2 separate regions of the Mus musculus genome follow, and region 1 is linked to region 2. The links are chromatin contacts, found by Hi-C or POLR2A ChIA-PET in ENCODE. All regions are on one chromosome and are shown on one strand. Each heading gives the region's core, a stretch centred on a gene start or an enhancer-like site at or near the end of the contact. The rest is flanking DNA. Distances are from core to core; before and after follow the strand shown. Region 1 overlaps Cacna1d (calcium channel, voltage-dependent, L type, alpha 1D subunit). Region 2 overlaps Erc2 (ELKS/RAB6-interacting/CAST family member 2).

Region 1 (6,801 bases), core at 41-2,540, 2.7 Mb after region 2:
TCCCAGAACCCACAATTGGTTCACAATCACATCTAACTCCAATCCTAGGAGACCCAGTACCCTCTTCCAACCTTCAAAGGCACCAAACATGCATGTGGTATACATTCATGCATACAGACGAACATCCATACACCAAAATATAAACAAAATTAAAAAAAAAAAACACATAATCAAGATGAGCATGTAAAGGAGATTTTTTTTAAGCTGTAGAATAAACAAAAGCAAACGAAAAATGTTTTCATAATAAGTGTTAAAAAAAAATACTTTACTATAGCCAAACATTACAAACCAGGAACACGAAGTACTTCATCAAGGCCTCCACTTTCCTAATTTTGTCACTGATGTCATGAAAAGAAAAATGCCAACAAAACTGTAGTGACTTCAGCCGGGTATTGGTGGCACACACCACAATGTCAGCACTAAGGTGGCCTCGCGGATGGAGTCTGCCTTTCTTGAGAGGAAGAAGCACATAAAAGCATAAAATGTGAAGAAAACCAAATTTTGAGCACGAGCCATTAAAGTGGGAGTGTGGGGCTAGCCTGAGCTACACAGCACGATCCTGTCTCAAAAACATAAATAAACAAGAGGAGGGGGAGGAGAAAAGAGGGAGGGAAGGGGGGAAGGGAGAGAAGGGCAAGGGAGGAGAGGAGAGGGGAGAGGAAGGGAAGGAAGGAGGGGAGGAGGGCAGCATTAGTTTAAGGAGCTAACTCTAAAATAAGCAAAGCATAATCTAGGGATATACTGTGAAAAACTGAAGCTCAGAAGGAAGTCGAATGTTTATTTCCCTTTATAGCTCCCGGCTCTCAGTCAACAGCCGCCACAGATGGTCCCAGCCCCAGACTGTTCTGTGCTGCTCACAACACTTGAAGACGAGGCACGCTACCTTTTCCAAAACTTCCTGTCCGCACCTGGTGCTCTGCTCGTCCCACCACAACATACACCAAGGTCTGGTTCCCATGTGGTGGTGTTGAGAGGGATAGCTTAGCAAAAGACATGAAGGAGGAGGCAGGGCTCTGAGAAGAAGGAAGCATATGTAAGGTTTACGAAAACAACGCTTCAGCACCAGTCACCAGGTCTGACTGGGACACAACCATCCTGCCAGTTATCGATGCATATGGCTGCTTCTCACCCCCAACAGCCTCACACGCAGGCTAACTCGGTCGCTCTTTGGCCCTTTCCAGAGTGCCATCCTCCGAGTTAAATCGGAGGGAAGCTTATCTCAACTCAAGCAGCATTTGACCATGTCGTGGTGCACGTTAGAAATGCATCCTAGAAATCCACAGAAACAAGCTTAGTGAGCCATCCCCACCCACACAGGGTTTATGTTACAGACAACAGTGTTAACTCTAATGTGAGGGCTGCAGCTGCAGGCAAGAGCGGATAAGAACCCCCACCCTTGGCCCAGTCCATGCCAATGAAACGCTGGGCAGAAAACAGAGGGCATCTAAGGACTGTGAAATGTAAATGGGAACACGGAGACTGGGGAATGGAAACAAACTCAGAATACCTTCAGAATAGTGCCCAATTCTCCTCTTTCACCCTGGTCTCCGGGTATCACCCAGTGCAGATTCAAAGGCAGCCTGGCACTCGAAAACATGCAGTGTGTATAGACAAAATTAAAGAGAGAGAGAGAGAGACAGAGAGAGAGACAGAGAGAGAGACAGAGAGAGAGAGAGAGAGAGAGAGAGAGAGAGAGAGAGAGAGAGAGAAAGAAAAGAAAAGCTCCTTGCTTCCTAGACCAAGGAGCAAAACAAAACCAAAAACCTCCACAGTCAGGGGTCTCACAAGAGCCTTGATTTTTTTGATCATTCCCACCCAGACCCAGTCAGGACCTGCAGGGCCAAAGAGCAGGGCCAATCAGCTGGGTGGACACCAAACTCCAAGAGAATGCATCTCCCAAGGAGAGCTACCATCTCCAAGGCACAGGGTGAAATCCCATTGCTTTTTTTTTTTTTTTTTTCCTAGCTATTTACTGCCTGATCCTGGACACAGACAAAGAAAATAATCCATCCCAGTAGAGAATTACATGCTCTGACTTTCTATCTAAAGGTTGGTGGGAAAGGGCTTGAGGAAATAGGAAATTATCAGAGCGCCTGCAGAGAGGAACTCAGGAGGGTTATACAACCAAGTACCATCGTTCCCACTCAACTGTCTGCTCGGGATCTGACCCTAAACAGCAGCGCCAGTGGCCTTGAGATTTCCCACTCTGGGACAGCTCACTTCCCAGCTTTCAGCCTGGAGAACAGACACAAAAGGCATCATAAGACTGAGCAGAGACGGCCCACAGAAGAAAAGTCAAAGAGCTCAATTACCTGTCGGCATAAGACATGGACAAACCATAGATAGCATCGGAAGACAGCGGTGGCGTCCCTTATTGCTAGGCTTGGGACCAGAAGTGGTCGCTCAGGATGTTTCAGAGGGTAAATACCTCCATGTACTTAACTCGGTACTTTTGGAATGAGATCCAAGTTAAGGCACAACATTTGTTTTCATTTCCTTTGGACCTTGCATTTAAAGGGATCGTATGTATGATCATATGTATGTTCTGTGCATCTCTACAGATGTGAGATTTTCTACCATGATATCTTATTATGTCCGTTTTCAGATTTTTGCATTTTGGAGCATTTTTGGATTTCAGATTCTCAGATTAGATATGTTCAACCTATGTTTAAGAATGCCCATAATAGAACCCAAATTTACTGAGGCAAGACAGCTTGCAATGGAAGGGCAATCAACCCTCATGACATGGGTATCAGAATAATCAAAGAACTTAGAGGAACTACTGGGAGCATCTCTAGGAAGGCAGAATAGTCTTGTACAGATAGAAGGATAGTAAGTTTATCCTCCCCTCACACACAAAGAAATCCTAGAGCTGATCAAAAAAAAAAAAAAAACATAAAGACAAAACTTTTCAAATGTCACCAGATGGATGCCATGTCACGATGGAGGTGACAGAAGAAACAGTGAGTGAGCCTGACGTAGAGGAGTAGCTTATCCAAAGAAACCTGAGAAAAGCAGTGTAAGAGCAGAGAGAGCCTCCGAGACCTGTGGGGAATGCTAGCATGTCTAACATTCACAGCTCCAGCATCTCAGAAGAAGGGAAAATACTTAAAAAAATAAAAGACTGTAAGTTCTCATATTTGGCGAGAAAGATAAATTTACAGTTCCAAGAAATGCAGAGTCCACCACCAGACAGATCATAATCGAGCTGCTAAAAACTAGAGACAATTGAAAAGTCTAGAAGAAAGCAATATATATCAGGAATAATGGTTTCTGATAATTATGGATTTCCCAGAAGGAGCCATGGGATCACACGGCAGAATGCAGTGCTAAAGAAGGTAACTGACAATCCAGAAGTCTGTGTCAGCGACAAACAGCCTTCTAAACTGAGGCAGAAATGGAACAAAACTGTAGAAATCATTCTACCAACAAACATATGCTAGATAGAATGGACAAGTTCTTAGGAGAAAATACTGGCAAAAAGAAGATCCAGGACATAGAAAGTCAGAATAGGCCTGCAATAAATAGCAATACTGATTATTAATTTTAAAACTTCCTACAGGGAAAAGTCTAAGCCCAAACTGCTTACCTGGAAAAGTCTTCCAACTGTTTAAAGAATTCATATCAATCCCTCATAAGTACAAGACAGAAGTAGAGGGAATACATAAAAACACCAAAGATATCTAAAAAAAAAAAAAGACTAACATCATTTATGAATATAGGCATTAGAAATATCATCAAACTACTGGAGAGATGGCTCAGCACGTAAGAGCACTTGCTAACCTTCTCAAAGACTCAGGTCGGTTCCCAGCACCCACACAACAGCTCACAACCATCCACAACTCCAGTTCCACGCTCTCTGACCTCCATAGGCACTAGGCACATACACGGTGCACATGCAGGCGAAACACTCATACACATTAAATGAATGATTTAAAAAAAAATCTTAAATGATCATCCACTAAGTACTAGGACACTGAATCCTTTATATAAACATACACAAGTTTTGTCCATGATCAAGTAAGACATATCTCCAAAAGGTGAGATTATAGTCAAAGAGGAAACCATGCAGTATACCCTGCAGACGATATAAAGCACAGAGAGCATGTGACCTCTCCATAGCGGTAGAAAAGTCATTTGATTAAATCCAGGACTTCTCACAGCAAAACCATTCAGTAACCTTAGCAACAAGAGGAACTGGGGGAACCTCAGTCTAAAGAAGGCCACACAATGCTTCCAGCTACATCAAATATAATGGGGAAAGACTGACTGTGTCTCCAGTGACCCAGAACAATAAGCCTGCTTTAAATGAAGTAATAATAATACATGCAAATAACTCAAAGAAGCATACTATATTCATGAACTGGAAAAACGACACTTGAGGTACCAATTCCACCCAAACTGATCTATAGACTAAAAGCAGTCAAAGTCACATCAGGTATGTATTTATTTATCATTAATTTAGGTTTGGTTTAGAAAGCAACAACTTAAAATTTATGTGAAAAGAAAGAGGAATTCCCTCCTACAGGAGGTAAAACAACTTTGAATGAAATTGGAACTCATGGCATTCAATTGTAAGACGTGTAACAAAGCTACAGAAAGCAAGCAGTGTTTTCTGAGGGATGGCTAGACACAGATCAGGGGACAGAATGAGTCACAATGGCCAAATGATTTTTAACAAATACTCAAAGTCACCTGGGAAAGATAGCCATGAAACCATCAGAAACTTACAACAACAGGAAACCTACAAGAGCCTCATGCAGCCTAGAAAAAAAAAAAATCACTCAAAATCGGTCTGAAACCTTTATGATAAAACTATAAAGCTTCCAAGATGAACACACTACAGGAAATCTTTATAGCCTGTAATTGGTGAAATCATTGAATATGACACAAAAAGCATGTCCAATTTAAAAAAAAAAAACTGAAAATGTTCGCCCTGCAAGAACACTGAATAAAAAGATGAACTTCAGACAATGCTTGCCAATCACATATCTGTTGCAAACACTGGATGGAGGGCACACAGGGGCTTGCCCAGTCCTGCAGTAAGAAAGCAACGTGACCAGTGTTGGAAATGAGGAGACCTGCACTGAGGAGGGCAAGCCATTGGGACTCAGTCAGGGATGATGCTCCCCGGCATCCACTAAGTTACCACACACTAATTAGAAAAGGTTTAGATAAAAAATGTGGACACTCGTAAGTGCTGGAAAGGGTTCAAAGCCACTGAAACTCTTACACATTTCCAATAGAAATGTCAGGTGGCCTCACGGCTTCTGGCAACAGTGTCTTATGGTGTTTAAACACACCAAGTATATGATCTAGGGATCCCAGTCCTTAAGGGTAGACCCAAGAGAAATGAAAAATGAACATTTCCAGAGAAACCTGCATGTTGACAAGAGCTCTGCTCATGACCATCAAAGACTGTGCAGAACACAAAGTCCCTTCAACAGAAGAATGGTTAAAAGGTAGCACAGCTATAAACACAATAATAACGATCCATCAAAAGGAGCTAACAAGTGAGATACACTATTGAGCGTGGGTGAGGCTCAAGGGCATTATGCTGAGTGATTCTATTTGTAGGACATTCTAGAAACAGCAAAATTCTATCATGTATCACTAGTTGCCAAGGTATCTTCATTTGGATTTTAATTGCTGTAAAAAAAAAAAAAAAAACACCATGGTCAAGGCAACTCTTATAAAAGAAAACATTTGATTTAGGACTAGCTTATAGTTTCAGAGGTTCCATCCATTATCATCATGTGGGAAGCATGACAGCGTCCAGGAAGACATGGTGCTGAAGAAGGAGCTGAGAGTTCTACATCTTGATCTACAGGCAGCCAAGAGGAGACTGGATGTGTTTCATAGTGGGCACAGCTTGAGCATTTAAGACCTCAAAGCCCTGCCCCTACAGTGACACAATTCCTCTAACAAGACCACTTGTTACCACTCTCTAAAGTACCACTCTCTACAGTCAAGCACTCAAACATGAATCTAGGGAGGCCATTCCTATTCAAATCACCACACAAGGATTCTAATAAAAGAGAAGTGTAACCACAACGGGGCAGGATAAATAAATATGGGGGAGTGTGGTAGAACTGTTAGGAATATTGATTGTGGTAGTAGATAAAATAATCCAAAGAACACACACACACACACACACCCTCTATGTTAATTCTTTAAAATAAATAAGGAAAAATCCTAGAAGGGCTCATCAAGCAAAGGCAAGGAGAGGAACCAGGGTGAGAAGCAGGTGAACACTCTCCTGTGAGGGGAACACAGCTTGAGCCCCCTTCTCCCTGCATCAGGTCACAGAGGAGGAACGGAACATCGCTGGGCACGATCTGAATTGGACACAGGGATGAGCCCCTGGGTGACAGTGCTGGACCCCCAGGGTTAAAAGCCTTAAGTCCCTTTGTGTACTGACCTTTCTGAACCTCTCTAGTGTCTGGAGAGTAACTAATAGGAAACAGTTAAGGCAGCCAGAAGGTGACTGAGGACAGGGCAGAAGGCCCATCCTCCAATGTCGCCTCCCACCTGAACTCCATCAGCAAAGCCCTGCCTCATCCTTGTGATATGGTTGTGGCTGAATCCTTGCTAATGTTCAGTATCATCCATGGCTTGGCAAGACAGGTCATAGAAGGCATAGTTAGAAATAGATTCGTCTTAAGTACCTGTGGTGATGAACGCTTACAAAGTCTATTTTGGTTTCCAGCTCAGTCTGAGTAGAGAGCATCCTCAGACTGCACTACACTTCATAGAAAGAGCACCGTGCAGGCAGTGGGAAAATTCAGAATATTCTCTCAT
Region 2 (6,095 bases), core at 2,712-5,211:
CCTGACTGCCTGCTAACATGTTCCCTACCGTGGTGATCATGGACTCTAATCCTCTAGAGCCATGAGCCTCCAAATTAAATGCTTGCTTCTATAAACTGCTTTGCTCATGAGGTTTTGTCACAGCAATAGAAAAGTGCTCACATGATTTTTGTAGGAATGTGAGGGGCACATGTGGCTATAACCAAGTTACTCCGTTTAGCCAGAAAGCTAGTGAGGTGAACGGCAGCAATACCCATTAGCAATTGTTCCTATAGTCTAACCTTTTCTCTTTTGAGGTACAGCCTTACTCTAGCCCAAGTTGGCCTGGAACCTGGCAAGTCTCCTTCTTTAGCTTCCTAAGTGTTGAGGTGTGTGTCAGCACATCTGGCTACAGTGTGACTTTTATGTAACTCTGTGTGAGGCCCCTTGCAGAGCACTCTTGGTAAAACAGCTAATTTGATATTAGAGTAGACCTGGTTGGTTGCCTACCCAATCTTCATGTCTACCTGCTCTTTAAACTAAAGTAACTATATTTTGACATGAGGATATACCCATCTAGTCCTCCCAGAATCCATGGCATCATAGAGAAGTCATGAGACAGAGGTCTGGTAATGATGGAGGTAAAAATTATTGGGTGGGGATTTTCCAGAAATCTTAAAAAAAGAGGGCACGCCCGGCTGGTGCACTCCAATAGCTCTTGGCACTTCATTCTTGCTGCTGGGAACGTGGGTATAATACCTGGATAGGCAGTAATAACTATAGCAGTGAAAGTGTCTTCAACATAGCAAAGCTGAGGTGTGTTAGTCCTGTGTTTACGTTTTAGCTCAGCAAAACAAAACAAAGCAAAACAACGAAATATAACAACAGACCTGGAGCCTGGAAAGATCTCAGTCTTGATGGCCCTTCTCCTTGGTACTACCAGTTTACCCTGTCTTTCTCTACTATGCTTTGATCTGAGATAGGGTCTGGCCTTGAATCCATGATAACCTGTCTCTGTCTCCCAAGTGCTGAGTGCCACCACACCGCCTCCTGTAGAACCCTGGTGAATGAAACAAAGAACTGCATTACCTACAAGGGGTTACTGCAGCCAAACATAATCCTCTTTGATGTGTATTTTCTTAAGGGCTCCTCAGAGCAGATACTCTCCTACTTATTTGCAGGTGGCCGCATTAAGCTCCGAGACATTAAAGAACTTCCCCAAGATCACAGAACTAGTAAGTAGAGGGATTGGAATTCCAAACAGCATCACTTTGACTTTTAGGCTTACCTTCAGCTGGACAGGATCAAGAACCACAGTAGCAATCATATTGGAAAAGTGCGTTCAAATAAGCTCAAGTAAGCAGCTTAGTCCCAGATTGAAGACGTGGAGTTAGAAACTGGGGATTGGGCGTCAAGGTTTTGGTACGTGATGTCCAGTGTTTGTGGGAATGGAGGCAGAGGGGAAGCTGGGGATCCAGCCGACCCCAGGAGAGAGAGATAAGGATGTGATTGGGTGACTGTAAGTCATGGTTTTCTGTTAGACTGTAATCTTCTGAGAACAAAGCAAACGCTTCCTGAAGGTTAGCATTAGCCTCTATCGATGGTCTCGCATTAGCCAGGAAGCAAGGGATGAGTAATGGAGAGAATTACTGATGAGCTGTGCATCATGATTCAGAGCTGGAGGGTGGGGGATCCCGCACATCATCAGAACCGTGTATGGAGCCCTCGATGACCTCGTCTGATGGGATTGTGCTCCTCTTCTGCCTTCCTCACGTTAAAGAGCCAAGTGAGAGCGAGCTACAGCAGAGCTTCAGAGCCTGACTGTGGACTCCCCTTTGGCTGTCACCTCTTAGACATTCTAGAGCTTTAGTGGGAGGGGGCTACTTGGACTTTCCATGTCTTGGTCTCTGCCTCTCCTCCCCCTTTTAAATCTGTACAAGAATTTGTTTTCTGTTTAGAGGTTCCAATGTTTTTCAGTTCCACACGTGTTTTTCCTCTTAAGAAAAATTTAGCTAGACCCCACTGAGGAATTCATGGAAAAAAAAAGGAAAAAATTTCCCTAAAAACTCAAGAGTTCAGGTTTATGTGGCCTGAGGTGTCTTTATGGTGAAGTCACTTCTCTAAAATGATAGCTGCAGACTCTCCCAGTCACAGGGTGGTGTGAATCTTGTAGCTGTCCAATTGCCTTATTTACATACGCTTTAATAGACACATGTTATATTAGACAGCTTTTTATGCCTTGACATCTGTAGTGTAGACTGTTCATGTTCCCATGGCTGCTTCCTCTCTCCTCCTAGGCATGCATTATGAGTGACTTGTATCACTTCTATGGTCGGCCATCACATGTGCAATGTGAGACCATCCGGAGCCACCTTCCATGGTGTGGTGATCACAGAATCCCAGGGCCTAGGGGAAGGTTTCCACACAGTAGATCTTCATTAACTATTTATTAGGTGAACTCAAGGAACAGTAGAGCTCAAACAGCCAGATTTAGACCCTGACTTTCAAGGCTACTTAATTATTACTGGACACAGTAGGAGCAGTGACTGCTCCTTACAAATGCAAAGTAAGATAACTAAGGGCCACTGCATTAATGCCAAAACAGCATGAGGGGCTGGGTTGTCATGGAAGCAGGGTTGAGGCTTGGGTGATCTCTACTCACTCTGTCTCAGTGGGGGAAGCCCAAGGCTTCTACCTCAATGGCTAACTGAGGTATAATTGGGCACCCGTCCCCCGGGCTGGCTCAGTTTACCCACCAGTTATATTCCCTCAGCACTTCACTGCTTGATTCCCAGGACTGTGACCTTAGTATCTTGGGCATCTTTTCTTCTCTTGCCTCTGAGATCTGTTGCTTCCAAGGTCTATCCTCTGCTCTTGAACATGCACTGCCTTTGCCAGGGAGAGTTCATCTTGGTCAGAGCCCAGGAAATCTGTACTTGCTGGCTGGCACCTCATGGGCACTCACTAAAATTAAAACAGGGGAGAGAGAGGGGAAGGAGAGAGAGAGAGAGAGAGAGGAAGGGAGCCAGCCCTTTCAGGAAAGAACTGATTATTTTTCCTGGAAGTCAATGGTGAAGATTACAGCCCCACTGCATGAATACAGGATAAAAAGCTGTCTCTTGGATACATTTGGAGATGGGCAAACAGTGACAATATTCATAGATGCCTGTCAACAGCAGCTTTGTTTGTTAACTCCTTCCTTCCCATATCTTCTGTGTATGTGTGTGTGCGTGCATATGTTTGCACATGCTTTTGCATGTATGTAGGCACGCATCTGTGTGGGTACATACATGTGTGTGTGCTTGTAGGTGAAAGCCAAGGTTGATGTTGAAAATCATTCTCCATTTTTCTTCTACCTTATTCACGGAAGCAGGTTTTCTGAGTTAACCCTAGAGCTCCCTGATAAGGCTAGTCTTGCTAGGCCCCTTCCTCTGAGGATCCCTGGCTCTGACTTCTCTGACCAGCATCACAGGCAGGCATCTGTGACTCCCTGGCATTTATGTGGATTTCTGGGGATAATGAATGTCTGTCTTTACTCTTACGTGAGAAGCACTTTAACTGGTGAGCCATTTCTCCAGGTCTCATTGAACTTGTGTGTGTGTGTGTGATATGTGTGGTTGCGTGTGCATATGTAGGTGTGGGTGTGTGTTTGTGTGTGCATGTGTGTGTATGTGCATGTGTGTGCGAACACACGCAAGTGTCTAAAATTACCTCTTTTCTTGCCTTCTGCTCTCCGCCCCTACACGGTTTTGAGTATGAATGAACTGCAGGCACCAAAGTACATTCCCCTCAAATGCTTGAGGAACAAACTATTAATTCAAGATAACTTCGTAGTGGGTCAGAAGACAAGAGCTTGAATGGGCGTCGAGCAGTTTGACTGTTTTGTAAGAATACTCTCATATCCTTATGCAAACTAGGAGAGACATTTCTGCTAAAATGGCATGACTAATTATAGCAAGAGAGAGCAGGGTTTCATAAGAAACTAAACCTCGCTGTGCTTTGCTGCTCTAAGTTCTTCTGCAGTGAATTCTACTGTGACACAGGGGATGTCGTCAGGGTGGGAGTTCATCCTCTGTGCACCGGCAGTGACTGAAGGTTCTTTGCCACCCTGGAGCTGCTCTGAGGGTGGAAACCTATTCCCTGGAGGCACAGAGCTGGGGTCTCTGTAAGATGTGAGTCTGGGCGGGGCCTGCTAGCCCTGCTTGTTTTCTCAGTGGAATTGGCAGACATCACATTCCTATCATGATGGTGTTCATTGCCTGGTTGAAGCCAGGCTTGCCATGGTAACTTCCTGCCAACTGGTTCCAGCTAACTGTCATGACCTTGAAGAGCAAGGGGTAGTATATACCGGGAGCAGAGCTGTTGACTCTTTTTTTACCTGTGTCTCTCAGAAGATGGTTTCTGATCTTTTCTGGTGATGTGAGTCTTCCTCCCCCTCAGGCTGTAAAGCTCCCTGCTACCCATTCTTTCTTTCCTAATCTGGTACATCCTCCTGTTTGTTCCTGGGCCTCTCCCTAGGGGAGCAGAAGGTTGGGTAGTGAATGGGATGAAAGCTTTGCCTTCTTGTGGGCTCTCGGAGAACAAGTCCTGTGTGATGCTAGGTGGACACAAAGGCAACAGGATTTCAGGGGTTGCCCATCACACCTAGGAAGAGGGAACAGTTAGCAGGGGCTGACACACAAGGGGAATTCTTTGCCATTTTTGTTAAGGATGAAAAGGAACCGTTATCTTTATATATAGACTTCAAATACACTGATGACCCATCTTGAATTCCCAACATGAATAGTTGCTTGGAATAACTTCAAGCAGTTTCTTTTATCTATAGAAATGTAACACTGGCCTGAATTTCCTTTGTGTACTTACCATTGATTGTCCTATTTGGGACCTCTGTTTCTCATCACTTAAGCCAACTTATTTCATGTGTATCAAGTAAGATACACACACACACACACACATACATACTCATACAGATATTTGTTCATGCATGCAGGCTTTCAATTAAATAACTTTCAACCAAATAAATGACATTGTCTGCAATCTCAACCTTGGGAGCAAAACCAGCATGTGTGCTCTTATGATAGATTTTATTAATAAGGAAATATAAACCATTATATTATATAGCTGCCATATGTCTACATACTTACGTCATGACGGGTCTCTTCTGGACACGAGGAGGGCTGTACCAGAGCAGGTGATTTGGAGGTTTGAAGGCTAGAGTGTCTGGTGTTAATAGTGGTTCTCTTCTGGGGAGCAACTAGCCTGCCACAGACAACTTCAGAGAGTCATGAGGAAGGATGAAGGAAGGGCTTCTGAGTTAGGTGATACTAAAGGTGTCGCTGAGGACAAGTTGGTCACTAGAGTAGACAGAGAGTGGGTTTGAGTGGTACAAATACCAGATGAATAGTATAGGCCCAGCTTCAAAATGAGAAAATGGGAGGAGATTCAAAGCTTGGGGAGGTGAACATAGTTTGCTTTGGTTGAGGGTGTAGTGTGGGGAGAGAGGCCGGAGAGGGTGACTGGGCACAAGGGCCCTGTGAGCCATGAAGAAGCTAGAGCTGGCACTTGGCTTTCAAGGATCTCAGGTAGTTATTTATTTATTTATTTATTTATTTTACCTTTTTCTGTACTAGGAATTAAACCTGTGACCTTGTATTTATGGGAGTGACTTGGGGCTTGGTTTGGGCCAAGGAGCCTGAAACTGGGAGATGGCTGACAGGATGGTATGGAATGGTTAGATTTGGATTTAGACATCCTAGCAACAGCCACTGGGGCTTCATTGACTAAACATACTTTATGCAGCCTTGGTAATGTTCACAGACCATTTTCCAGGTGAGGATACTCCTGACCAAAAGCCTGCAGTGGAACTCCACACCACTCGGAGGTTTTGAGGCTCTCTCTAAATGTCATCAAGGACCAAAATCTTTTCAGTGATATCTAAGTAGAGACTAGAATGTGGATCTTGCTTTAAAGACGCAAAGGCCAGTGCTCACCATAAGTGGACAGAATCAAACCGCCTGTTGGAATATTAAGACGGAAATGTGGGAATGATTTGTAGCATATTGAGAGTGGACCGAGAAAGTTCGTGGATGTAATTGGTTTAGTTACCCTCTGAAATGCCTCCAGTTGGGAGTTAGAGG

The links. A loop is a pair of places that touch in the nucleus more often than their neighbours do. ChIA-PET counts read pairs that join two places held with the same protein, here RNA polymerase II (POLR2A).
Region 1: a loop to region 2 is called in a map of regulatory T cell, with 5 times the contacts of the local background. The contact joins two enhancer-like sites. A Hi-C loop is called at or near these places in 1 of 37 maps with a recorded cell type or tissue (regulatory T cell). POLR2A ChIA-PET finds 5 or more read pairs at or near these places in 1 of 5 experiments (embryonic stem cell).

Annotation. Positions count from the first base shown.
Region 1 is chr14:30,283,310-30,290,110 of GRCm38, forward strand. All of the region lies in intron 3 of Cacna1d (calcium channel, voltage-dependent, L type, alpha 1D subunit), which reads right to left. Among named protein-coding and RNA genes, the nearest start is that of Gm52107, 63 kb to the left of the region's middle. Within about 2 kb of position 1,291, at least 1 of the 3 ENCODE cell types and tissues checked has a DNase peak (open chromatin) inside an H3K27ac peak, as active enhancers do.
Region 2 is chr14:27,627,273-27,633,367 of GRCm38, forward strand. The region is part of intron 1 of Erc2 (ELKS/RAB6-interacting/CAST family member 2); the gene reads left to right. Among named protein-coding and RNA genes, the nearest start is that of Erc2, 7.9 kb to the left of the region's middle. Within about 2 kb of position 3,962, at least 1 of the 3 ENCODE cell types and tissues checked has a DNase peak (open chromatin) inside an H3K27ac peak, as active enhancers do.